Regions from separate parts of the Homo sapiens genome. Here region 2 is linked to region 1. Evidence: chromatin loops called from intact Hi-C (ENCODE). Cell type or tissue: heart left ventricle. All regions are shown on one strand. Each heading gives the region's core, and the rest is flanking DNA. Links, peaks and the distances in the headings are about the cores only.

Region 1 (5,370 bases), core at 371-5,370:
TGGCACCCAGGACTGGGAGTAGGGGTTTGGGTGGTGGTCCCAGGGGCATGCTCAGTGGTTCTCTTTTCTCTGGGGCACAGGCTCTGGGCGTGGGGAGGCTGAGACACGGGAGTGCATCTACTACAACGCCAACTGGGAGCTGGAGCGCACCAACCAGAGCGGCCTGGAGCGCTGCGAAGGCGAGCAGGACAAGCGGCTGCACTGCTACGCCTCCTGGCGCAACAGCTCTGGCACCATCGAGCTCGTGAAGAAGGGCTGCTGGCTAGATGACTTCAACTGCTACGATAGGTACCCCAAGACTTGCCCTCCTTTCCTCTTGGACCCACCTGCGCTTATACTGCCCACTGGGCCATTTGGGTCTCAGGATGTCTGAGTGGGAGATAAAGGACCAAGAAGGGGCTCTTGAGATGGTAGCCATGGCCCCACGCCCTTCCACACCCTATTTGTCCTACCTTAGCCCTGAGGAGGGGTCTCAGTGTCAACCCCTGGCTGTTCTTCCTTGGCTTTGGGTCTCCTGTAGGGGAGGTGAGTTCACACCGTCCCCCTGGTGTTGCCCATGAGGTGCTCTGTCTGTGAGGAGGGGTTGGCAGGGCAGGCCTGGGGGAGTCTTGCATCCCCCAGGTGAGGGGTATATGGAAAATTCTGTGCCTCCAGGCAGGAGTGTGTGGCCACTGAGGAGAACCCCCAGGTGTACTTCTGCTGCTGTGAAGGCAACTTCTGCAACGAACGCTTCACTCATTTGCCAGAGGCTGGGGGCCCGGAAGGTAAGGGGGCAGTGTGGAAGTGGGGCCTTGAGTCAGCCGACCTGGGCTTCTTTGGCTTGGAGCGCTTGGCTCCTCAGTTGGGTGGGGTGTGGCTACAGGGCCCTGTAGTCTGGCTCTGGAAGTGTGAGGGTGGGCAGACTGTTTGACACAGGGCTCTGTGTGTCCCCCAGTCACGTACGAGCCACCCCCGACAGCCCCCACCCTGCTCACGGTGCTGGCCTACTCACTGCTGCCCATCGGGGGCCTTTCCCTCATCGTCCTGCTGGCCTTTTGGATGTACCGGCATCGCAAGCCCCCCTACGGTCATGTGGACATCCATGAGGTGAGACAGTGCTGGCTTGGGGCAGGGCAGGATAGAGGTGGGGAGGACAGGCCAGACCTTTTTAAGCCTTGCTCTCCCCCAGGACCCTGGGCCTCCACCACCATCCCCTCTGGTGGGCCTGAAGCCACTGCAGCTGCTGGAGATCAAGGCTCGGGGGCGCTTTGGCTGTGTCTGGAAGGCCCAGCTCATGAATGACTTTGTAGCTGTCAAGATCTTCCCACTCCAGGTGAGTGTTTGAGGGGCTCCATCCAGGTCCTCTGCCTCCACTGTAGCTTGAACTGGAGGCTCTCCTGACCTGGGGCAATCCAAACCCCAAATAATATTGTGGTATGAGAGAAAAGTGAGCCTTACTGGGCCTAGTTACTCATGTTACACTTGGCTGGTCTGTAGATTTCATGCAACTATGGAATTTTATCATAGGACTAGGGTAGGGCTTTGCAAAACCTTGATTTGCCCCGGTTACCAGGGTTTTGTTTTTGACATTGGGTTCTTTCCAGCGGCCCTGGACACCAGGTCTGGCTCTGCCTCATTTGTTGGGTGATACGGGGTCACTCACACCCCATGCATGGACCTTAGTGGCCCCATTTGTAAATCGAAGTGCTAGCCTTAAGTGATCTCAGGGATCACTGTTGGCCTCATGCTCTGGGGCCTAGCTTAATACAGGTCTTCTCCTGGTCCCCTTACAAATGCTGAAGCTGGGAGGCTGGGGGGTGGGGATTGGGCTGGGAGGCTTGAGGGTGGGGAATGGGGAATGGTTGTTCTGCTGTAGGGCAATGTGACTGCAGCAGGGCTAAGCCAGCCACTTGTCCCCCCAACCCCTCGCCCCCGGCCTCAGGACAAGCAGTCGTGGCAGAGTGAACGGGAGATCTTCAGCACACCTGGCATGAAGCACGAGAACCTGCTACAGTTCATTGCTGCCGAGAAGCGAGGCTCCAACCTCGAAGTAGAGCTGTGGCTCATCACGGCCTTCCATGACAAGGTGAGCCACACCCATCAGAATGGACTCTGAGAGGAGATGGAATGTCCCCTTGGTGGCTCTCCATAATATGATGACCCCTTCCCTGTGGAGGTGTCCACCATGAAGTACTCTGCCCCGGTAGCACTATCCACTATGGGGTTACTCCTGCCATAGGTGTGGACATTGGTTCCCCTATGATAGGAACCTCTCACCCTGGGATAAGTTTTTATGATAAGAGTAGTGACTCCATGATTCCCACCCCTAGCCCTCCCTGCCTCCTGGCCTCATCCATCTTCCATATCGATTGTAGTAGCCTTCCAGGAGAGCAGCCTAGCCATTGGCCCACTGAGACTTCTCTGCCAGGGCTGGGCTGGGTCCTGTCCTGTACCCAGAATCTGTGCTCAAGTTCTGTGCTGTCTTCTCTCAGGGCTCCCTCACGGATTACCTCAAGGGGAACATCATCACATGGAACGAACTGTGTCATGTAGCAGAGACGATGTCACGAGGCCTCTCATACCTGCATGAGGATGTGCCCTGGTGCCGTGGCGAGGGCCACAAGCCGTCTATTGCCCACAGGTACCTGGGTCAGCAGGTGCCTTTCCTGCACTTGACCTGGAGCTGTGGGAAGGGTTGGTGGGCGAGAGCAGTGTCTGGAGATGTCTCAACTTCCTAAACATACTTACCCTGCTTGCTGTGTGTCCGAGGCAGCTGGGCACAAAACCTGGCCTTCCCACTGTGTCCTGGGGATGGCATGGCCTCCCAAGCTGGTTTTTGGTGCCCTCTAATGGCCACATGAAGTGCTGACTCCATTACTTTGGTTGGAGAGTTGGCTCAGTAGTTCTCAAATTTTCTAGTTTAGGATCCCTTTATACTCTTAAAATGACTTTTGTGTAAGTGGATTATGACTATTGATATTTGCTGTATTTGAGCACACCCACACATCCCATTCGCTGTCAGAGTGAGGACATCACATCTCATGTAGCCTCGGGAAAACTCTATGCTCCTAAGAGAATGAGCCTTATAAAAGCAAATAAATGAAAATAATTTTGACTTTATAGATTCCCTTGGAACAGTCTTAGAGATCTTCTGGGGTCCTCGAACCACCCTTTAAGAAACTCTGGATGAGCTCATCACTGTCATGCTTACTAAATGGCAGGCAGTGCTCTAAACACTTGAGAAGTATCAATTCATTTGACCTTCATTACCGCCCATTGAGACAAGTACTGTATTTCTCAGCTCTGTCTTGCAGATGGAGGAACAGTAGTACAGAGAAGTTGAATGACTTAGCCAAGGTCTTGTAGCTAGTTGAGTCTGGTTCTGTGACTGTGAGGGAGGGGAATGAACCTCAAATTCCAGCGTTCAAAGCTGAAGGGTCCCTGATGGTAATAACAGTAATGACATAGAAGGTAGACTGTATGAAATTGCCGTTTTTATAGGTCAAAAGGTTGAATGTTGTCTCTGCTATATGGCTCAACTTAATAGGAATACCTAGTAAGTATGCCAGGTGTGGCCCTAAACATTTGCACTTACCACTCAGTCGAATCCTCACAAGGCTGAGACAGGCACTGGGGAAACTGAGTACCACAAGTAGCTTTGCTTAGTTAGAGGTGGAGCTGGGTGCATGCAATAGCACCCTTGCTCCAGCCGGCCTTCATGGTGAGCTTGAGACCCTAAGGGGTCTCTGCAGGATCCTAGGAAAGCTAATATTAAATTCCTATTCTCATTCACATTCCAAATGCTGTAAATTCTTCTCAGAAAACTTGCATCCCAGGCCAGTGTGCCTGTCCACAACCCCTCTGAGAATATATGGGCTGGCCTTTGATAGTGTGGGGACTGGGACAGGGTCTGCCCAGCCATTAGGGTAGGTGTTGCTTTGCCAACCCTGGGGGAAGCCTTCCATCTGAAGTGCACTGAGGGATTCTCACACCCATGTCGGCGCCTGCAGCTGCCTGCTTGTGCTGCTTCACCTCTGCACCCCAGGTAGGGTGGGATGGCCTGGTCTGGGGCCTGACTCTAGGGCACAGACTCTAGTATCTTGGGAACCAAGGTGGGAGTTGGATCATGATGTTAAGCTTTATCTCTGCCCACTTGTTTCCACAGGGACTTTAAAAGTAAGAATGTATTGCTGAAGAGCGACCTCACAGCCGTGCTGGCTGACTTTGGCTTGGCTGTTCGATTTGAGCCAGGGAAACCTCCAGGGGACACCCACGGACAGGTAACAGGCCTCACAGGGCAGGAAGAGAGGGACAGACCCAGGGTAGATACTTTGCCCTTTTTGTGCTCAGCTGGGGAGGTGCAGGGATGAGGGTGACTGCATGCGTTCAGAGCTGTCTGAGAACTTAGAGCAATGCTCTTGTTTGACCAGTGGAGAAACCAAGACCAGGAAGGCAGTGTAGTTTAGCTTCCGTAGGACAGTCAGCTGGGAAATGTAGAGATTCCCCACTGGGGTTTTGACCACTAGTCCTTGCAATCTTAGTCTTTCTCTCACTTTTTTAGTTTTAATTCCTAAGACAAAACAAAGAAATGTACTAAGGATCCAAACAAAGAACCTGGAAAAAGTAACTAAAAATTAAACTTAGGAAATCATTCCTAAAACAATCACTGTTATTATTTTTTAAGTGTTCTCCTTCCCTCTTTGTTTTTGGTCTTAATCTCAGTCAGATACATATCATCTGTAGTTCCTTGTATTAATTTGGTAACAATTCCATTTTAGATTACTATTATCTCCAGGATATAGTATTTAAAAATTATTAGCCAAGTATAATTGATGCTGTGACCTCTTGTAACTGTTGTGAATGTGGTGAATCGAGGTTTGCTATCATTGATAACCTGTCTGAATTGCTCTGTCTTGCCCGCCATCTGGTGCACAGAGGCTGTAACTCCCATGTCCCAGCTGTGTGTGTATGGCCAGTCACTGTAAATCCTGCCCTCCTCTGTCCTCACATAGGTAGGCACGAGACGGTACATGGCTCCTGAGGTGCTCGAGGGAGCCATCAACTTCCAGAGAGATGCCTTCCTGCGCATTGACATGTATGCCATGGGGTTGGTGCTGTGGGAGCTTGTGTCTCGCTGCAAGGCTGCAGACGGTAAGTAGGATGGCAGCCCTGGGCATCCTAGATTGAGTGATAGGGAGCAGTGGGACCTTAGAGTGATCCTGCCAGGCTCTCTCTTTCTCCTAGGACCCGTGGATGAGTACATGCTGCCCTTTGAGGAAGAGATTGGCCAGCACCCTTCGTTGGAGGAGCTGCAGGAGGTGGTGGTGCACAAGAAGATGAGGCCCACCATTAAAGATCACTGGTTGAAACACCCGGTAAGGGGCCTGGTTC
Region 2 (5,370 bases), core at 113-5,112, 82 kb before region 1:
CACCATGGCCTCTCCCATATCTGTTATGTCTAAGAGCCAGAGACTGGATAGGAAGGACAGCCTCCATTCCCACTCCTGCAGGAATGGGGAGCTCTTAGCTCACACTCCAGGAAGCAGCTCTGTTGCCTTACAGCTCACACTGTGAGTGGGATCTGTCTCACATGCAGGTGAATTCTATGGCTGTGTACAATCCACTCTCTGATACCAGCACTGTCCTCTGGAGTCACATGGAAAGTGCCTGTTCTTCCACATGGCAAACCTTCTCACATCTAGTGCCAGTGTTCTTGTCTTCCTCAAGGCCTCTGCCTTCCAATGTAACCATCGCTGATTCTCCAACCAGTCCTCTTATAACACAGTTGCCAGACTGTTACTGTCCTTCTGGTCCTTCATTATGCCAGAAACATATGACCAAAAGTAGAATCAACCTGCAGATGTCTGACACTCAGACTGTCACCTGTGGGGCTGTCAGAGCCTGTTATGGAGACATTGTGCATTTTTGGGTGTAGCCTGGGGCTGCCTTAACTGTTAGAGTAACTGTATTAGCTGTTTGCTTGTGACTACCTATCTTAGGTAAGATTTTTCTAGAAACAGAGCCTGAAATGGGAATTCTTCTATAAGCAGTTTGTTGAGAGAGTACTCCCAGGAAGAAGGAAGTGAGGGACTCAGGGCAGTGCAGAGGAAGAAGGATAAGTGAGGATATGGTCTTGTCTGGAGTCTACTTCAGCTCCATCCTGGTGGGGAGGTGGGGCTCTGGAACATGAATTATACCACAGAGCTGATTTTACCTTGGGACAAGGGGGCCAACAGGCCACCCTGGGGAGGTTAAATCTCCTGTGAGCGGTGGCCTATGCTCAGCCAAGGTCAGCTTTCTTGAGGAGGTAGTGCTGCAAGCCATTAGTAGCCAGTACTCACAGCAGCTGGGGCAGGATGCACAATGGTCCAGTGAGGGGGATCTGGGTCGGCATCAGTGGCATCTACTACAATATCTCTGGTCAACTAAGACCTCCCCCAAGTTCTTTCCATGTGAACTCCTCTTAGTACAGGTCCTCCATTTGAAATGTATGCAATTTATTTGTGAACCTAAATGGGAAACTTCACCATTATGCCCATGAAACATGCTCTTGTTAGCTTGGGTTTGTTTGGGCTTGTTAATGTTAGTCTAATACCCAGCTGTCTCCAGCCCTAGGTCAGTGCCATTTGCTAAACATACTTCCTAAATCTTCTGCCTTGTCTTTGGTGAAATGGCTAAAAAGTACAGGGACAGCCTGGGGAGCTGTGGCTCTCCACTACGGACTTCCCCCAGCTCATCCTGACTCTATTATCACCAGGGTAGCATGACCAAGCATACTCCTCTTAAGGCAGTCGAGGTGGAATGGAAGGGGTCAGAAGACATATGAGGGAGAGAGCCTGGAAAGTGCATCCCACAATGTCTGTGTTCCCTCTGAGGAATGGCTCACCACAGTAGAACCTCTGTGTCCTTTTCAGGTGCTTGCAGATGTGTTTGATGCCCCGGTGTATGTTATAGACACTGCCAACTCGGCCTGTGTGGGTTCTGCATACCGAGCTTTTCATGGTAGGTTGATGGAGGGAGACAGCTATCTCTGGAAGTGGCCAGGACATGGGGTGGGCTGAGGAGGGTGGAAAGGGGAGAGTGAGGTGTACCCAGTCTTTGGGGACATTGGAGTCTTGGGGACTTCAGCTTCATTTTTCTAGCTCCCAGCAGGTGAGAACCAACCCATACTCTCTGTTCCTTTATTCTTTGCTTAAAGTGGAGAAAAAGAGGCTGGGTCCTAACTGAATGAGGTCTGGTCAGAGTTAAGGTCAGCACAGGGACATGGGAAAAGAACACAGGGCATGGTTGAGAGCACGTGGGCATGAGTCTGGACAGCTAGAGGGCAGGAGAGGTGGACAAAGTCCAGAGCCGTCTTTTCAGCAAGAACAGAAGTTGAAACAAAGGGGAAGGCTTCAGGCCCAAGCAGTCCAGGACCCTGGACAGCACCATGGAGCCCTGTTGCCCTGTTGGAGGCCTCGCTAAAACTCTGGGTATTAAGGGAAGCTCCCCGATCTAGGCGAGTTCTGGCAGGAGCAGCACCTACCTGCAAGGGCAGTCCTTCAAGTTGGATCAATTTGCTCTGTCTCCTGCTTGCTCAGGGAGCTCCTGTAGCAGCCCAGGTGGTTCTATTCTTTTCATATTCTTAACATTTAACATACCTATTTCAGCTTATATTTTTCTTTTCTTTTTTTTTTTTTTGAGACGGAGTCTTGCTCTGTCACCAGGTTGGAGTGCAGTGGTGCAATCTTGGTTCAATGCAAGCTCTGCCTCCCGGGTTCACACCATTCTCCTGCCTCAGCCTCCCGAGTAGGTGGGACTACAGGTGCCTGCCACCATGCCCAGCTAATTTTTTGTATTTTTAGTAGAGGAGGGGTTTCACTGTGTTAGCCAGGATGGTCTCGATCTCCTGACTTTGTGATCTGCCCACCTTGGCCTCCCAAAGTACTGGGATTACAGGCGTGAGCCACCGCACCCGGCCTAAGCTTATGTTTTTCTATCAACGTTGAGAATTAATCAGGCAACATATCCTTCTCTCAATAATTAACCTTGGCCGGGTGTGGTGGCTCATGCCTGTAATTCCAGCATTTTGGGAGGCCGAGGCGGGTGGATCACAAGGTCAGGAGTTCGAGACCAGCCTGGACAATATGGTGAAACCCCATCTCTACTAAAAATACAAAAATTAGCTGGGCATAGTGGCACACACCTGTAGTCCCAGCTACTCGGGAGGCTGAGGCAGGAGAATCGCTTGAACCCGGGAGGCAGAGGTTGCAGTGAGCCGAGATTGCGCCATTGCACTCCAGCCTGGGTGACAAAGTGAGATTCCATCTCAAAAAACAAAAAAAAATAATTAACCTCTTACTCATTTATTCTCTCCCCACCCCATCTACCTCACCCTGCCTCATGCCATATCCTATATCAAGATCACTTGGGAATTTATTTCCAGATTCTTATATTAAGTACATTTAATATTATATTGGCTTTTATTCACACTTACCTATGAGTCTGCCTGCCTGCCTGCCTGCCTGCCTGCCTGCCTGCCTTCCTTCCTTCCTTCCTCTGTTTGTTACTTTGTCTTTTTTTTTTTTTTAACTTCCTGACATTTCGGTTGGGTGCAGTAGCTCACGCCTGTAATCCCAGCACTTTGGGAGGCCAAGGTAGGCGGATTATGAGGTCAGGAGATCGAGATCATCCTGGCCTAGAGGGTGAAACCCCGTCTCTACTAAAATACAAAAAAAAAAAGAAAATAGCTGGGCATGGTGGCGCACGCCTGTAGTCCCAGCTACTCGGGAGGCTGAGGCAGGGGAATAGCTTGAACTTGGGAGGCGGAGGTTGCAGTGAGCTGTTGCAGTGAGCCGAGATCGCACCACTGCACTCCAGCCTGGCAACAGAGCAAGACTCCATCTCAAAACAAAAAACAAAAAAAAACAAACTTCTTCTTCTTTCTCCTTTATTTCTATGCTGAGGTTTTGTTTTGTTTTGTTTAAGACAAGGTCTCTGTTGTCCAGCCTGGAGTGCAGTGGCGTAGTCATGGCTCACTGCAGCCTCGACCTCCTAGACTCAGGTGATCTTCCCACCCCCACCTCAGCCTCCCGGATAGCTGGGACTACAGGCACACACCACCACACCTGGCTAATTTTTGTAGATATAGGGTTTCGCCATGTTGCCCAGGCTGAACTCGAACTCCTGGGCTCAAGTGATCCCACCCACTTCACCCTCCCAAAGTACTAGGATTACAGGCATGAATCCTAGTGCTAGGATTACCGCACCCAGGCTGTATGGTAGTTTTGTTGGAATATACAACCTAAATAAATATTTTAAGAGAGAATTCAATAGGTGATGGTTTTGAGGCCTGACATGTCCAACAAGGCCTTTGTTTCATCCTCCCAAATACTGGCTGGGTAAAAGACTCTATGTTCAAAATACTTTTCCTGAGAACTGTGAAGATACTCTTCCATAATCTTCTGGCCTTCAGGGTTGCTGATGAGAAGTATGGGGTCTGCTTCATAATTCTTTTGTGGAAGTGGGAAAGGAGTTTCCCTTTAGGGACTTCACTGCCATCCTGCACTGTGTTTTGTTTTATTCTTTTTCCCTTTCTGTGCTTGCCAAAGGGTACCTGGGCCACTGCCCTGCTCTGCCCTCCAAAACCAAAGCCCGAGCCAAATCTTAGCTCACCAGTCCCTACCCAGAGGGATACTAACCACTTCATTTGGAGATATCTTCTCCCCATCTGGGTCTGGGGATGACTGTCTTGTGTAGCCAGTCTGCGAGTATGAGTGGAGATGGAACCAGAGTCTTTTGATTAGTTTCTCTGCTGTCCACCCCACCACCATTCCAGTCCCTCATCCATTCTGCTCTGAGCTGGGATTTTCTAGCATTTGGTTAGGAAAACTGGTCCTCACATCTTCAGAGGGCCCTTCTTCACTCCTGGTGGTGGTGGTGTTTGTATATCTGACGCTACTACCTACCTTCCCTAGAAATTGCTCATTGTTTCTTGCCCACCAATGGCAACCTTCCCCCTGCTACTCATTTGCTTGGTGAGTAATTATTGAGTGCCCCCTGTATGCCAGATGGTGTGCTAGGCACCATGGTTATAGTGGTGACCCGGAGAGACACAGTATCTGGCCTCGTGGACTTTACAGCTCAGCAAAAGAGGGATCTTAAACCAATAATCACTGAAATATATGGGCACAAGTTGGGAAAAGTGCTCTGAGGAAAAGCAGATGGTGCTGAGCGCTAAGGAGGGCCTCCTGAGCAAGTGATGGTCTTAGGTGCATCTTAGCTGAGGAGAAGGGAACAGGCATGTGAAGAGTGGAAAGAACATTCCATACAGTGAAAAGGCTCTGAGGCAGAATGAGTGGAGAGAAGACCAGGCTGTCCAGAATGTGGTGAACGAGGGGAGAGAGGAGGGGCAGGCAGACCCTTCCCCATCATATGTCGAGGTTACCCGACCTATTCCATGAAAGGCACAACCACAAAGAGAAAGACAAGCTGGGTCCTGCTGGAGACAAGCCTGCACTTGCCATTTTTTTGTTTTGTTTTGTAATTTTATTGAGGTACAATCTATATGACATAAAAATCATCCATTTTAAGTGTCCAATTCATTGATTTTTCATAAATGTACTGAATTGTGCAACCATCACTATAATCCAGTTTTAGAACAGTTTGCCACCCCAGTGAGATCCTTCGTGGTGTTTTTGGTTAACGTCTTCACTTGCAACATGCACTAATGTGAAGTGACCTTTCCCTTCTAGGTCTTGCAGGTGGAACAGATGTGCCCTTTTCAGAGGTTGTGAAGTTAGCTCCAAATCCCAGACTAG

The links. A loop is a pair of places that touch in the nucleus more often than their neighbours do. Peaks named below come from ENCODE experiments on the same cell type or tissue, not always from the same donor. Only the 100,000 strongest peaks of a DNase experiment are listed, where the experiment ranks them.
Region 2: it touches region 1 in a loop (2.0-fold over the local background); 5 of 110 quality-filtered maps call a loop at or near these places.

Annotation. Positions count from the first base shown.
Region 1 is chr3:38,477,207-38,482,576 of GRCh38, forward strand. ACVR2B (activin A receptor type 2B) reads left to right here. Exons shown (of 11, transcript NM_001106.4): 2 at 81-288; 3 at 655-764; 4 at 935-1,086; 5 at 1,169-1,312; 6 at 1,922-2,065; 7 at 2,472-2,620; 8 at 4,145-4,259; 9 at 4,992-5,130; 10 at 5,224-5,354. Among named protein-coding and RNA genes, the nearest start is that of EXOG, 16 kb to the right of the region's middle. In heart left ventricle, for the core only: CTCF peaks have their summits at 2,828 (motif pointing left) and 3,037; a DNase peak (open chromatin) is centred at 2,765.
Region 2 is chr3:38,395,587-38,400,956 of GRCh38, forward strand. It overlaps XYLB (xylulokinase), which reads left to right. Exons shown (of 19, transcript NM_005108.4): 17 at 1,486-1,573; 18 at 5,305-5,370. Among named protein-coding and RNA genes, the nearest start is that of XYLB, 51 kb to the left of the region's middle. In heart left ventricle, for the core only: no CTCF peak of the experiment used is centred there; a DNase peak (open chromatin) is centred at 1,989.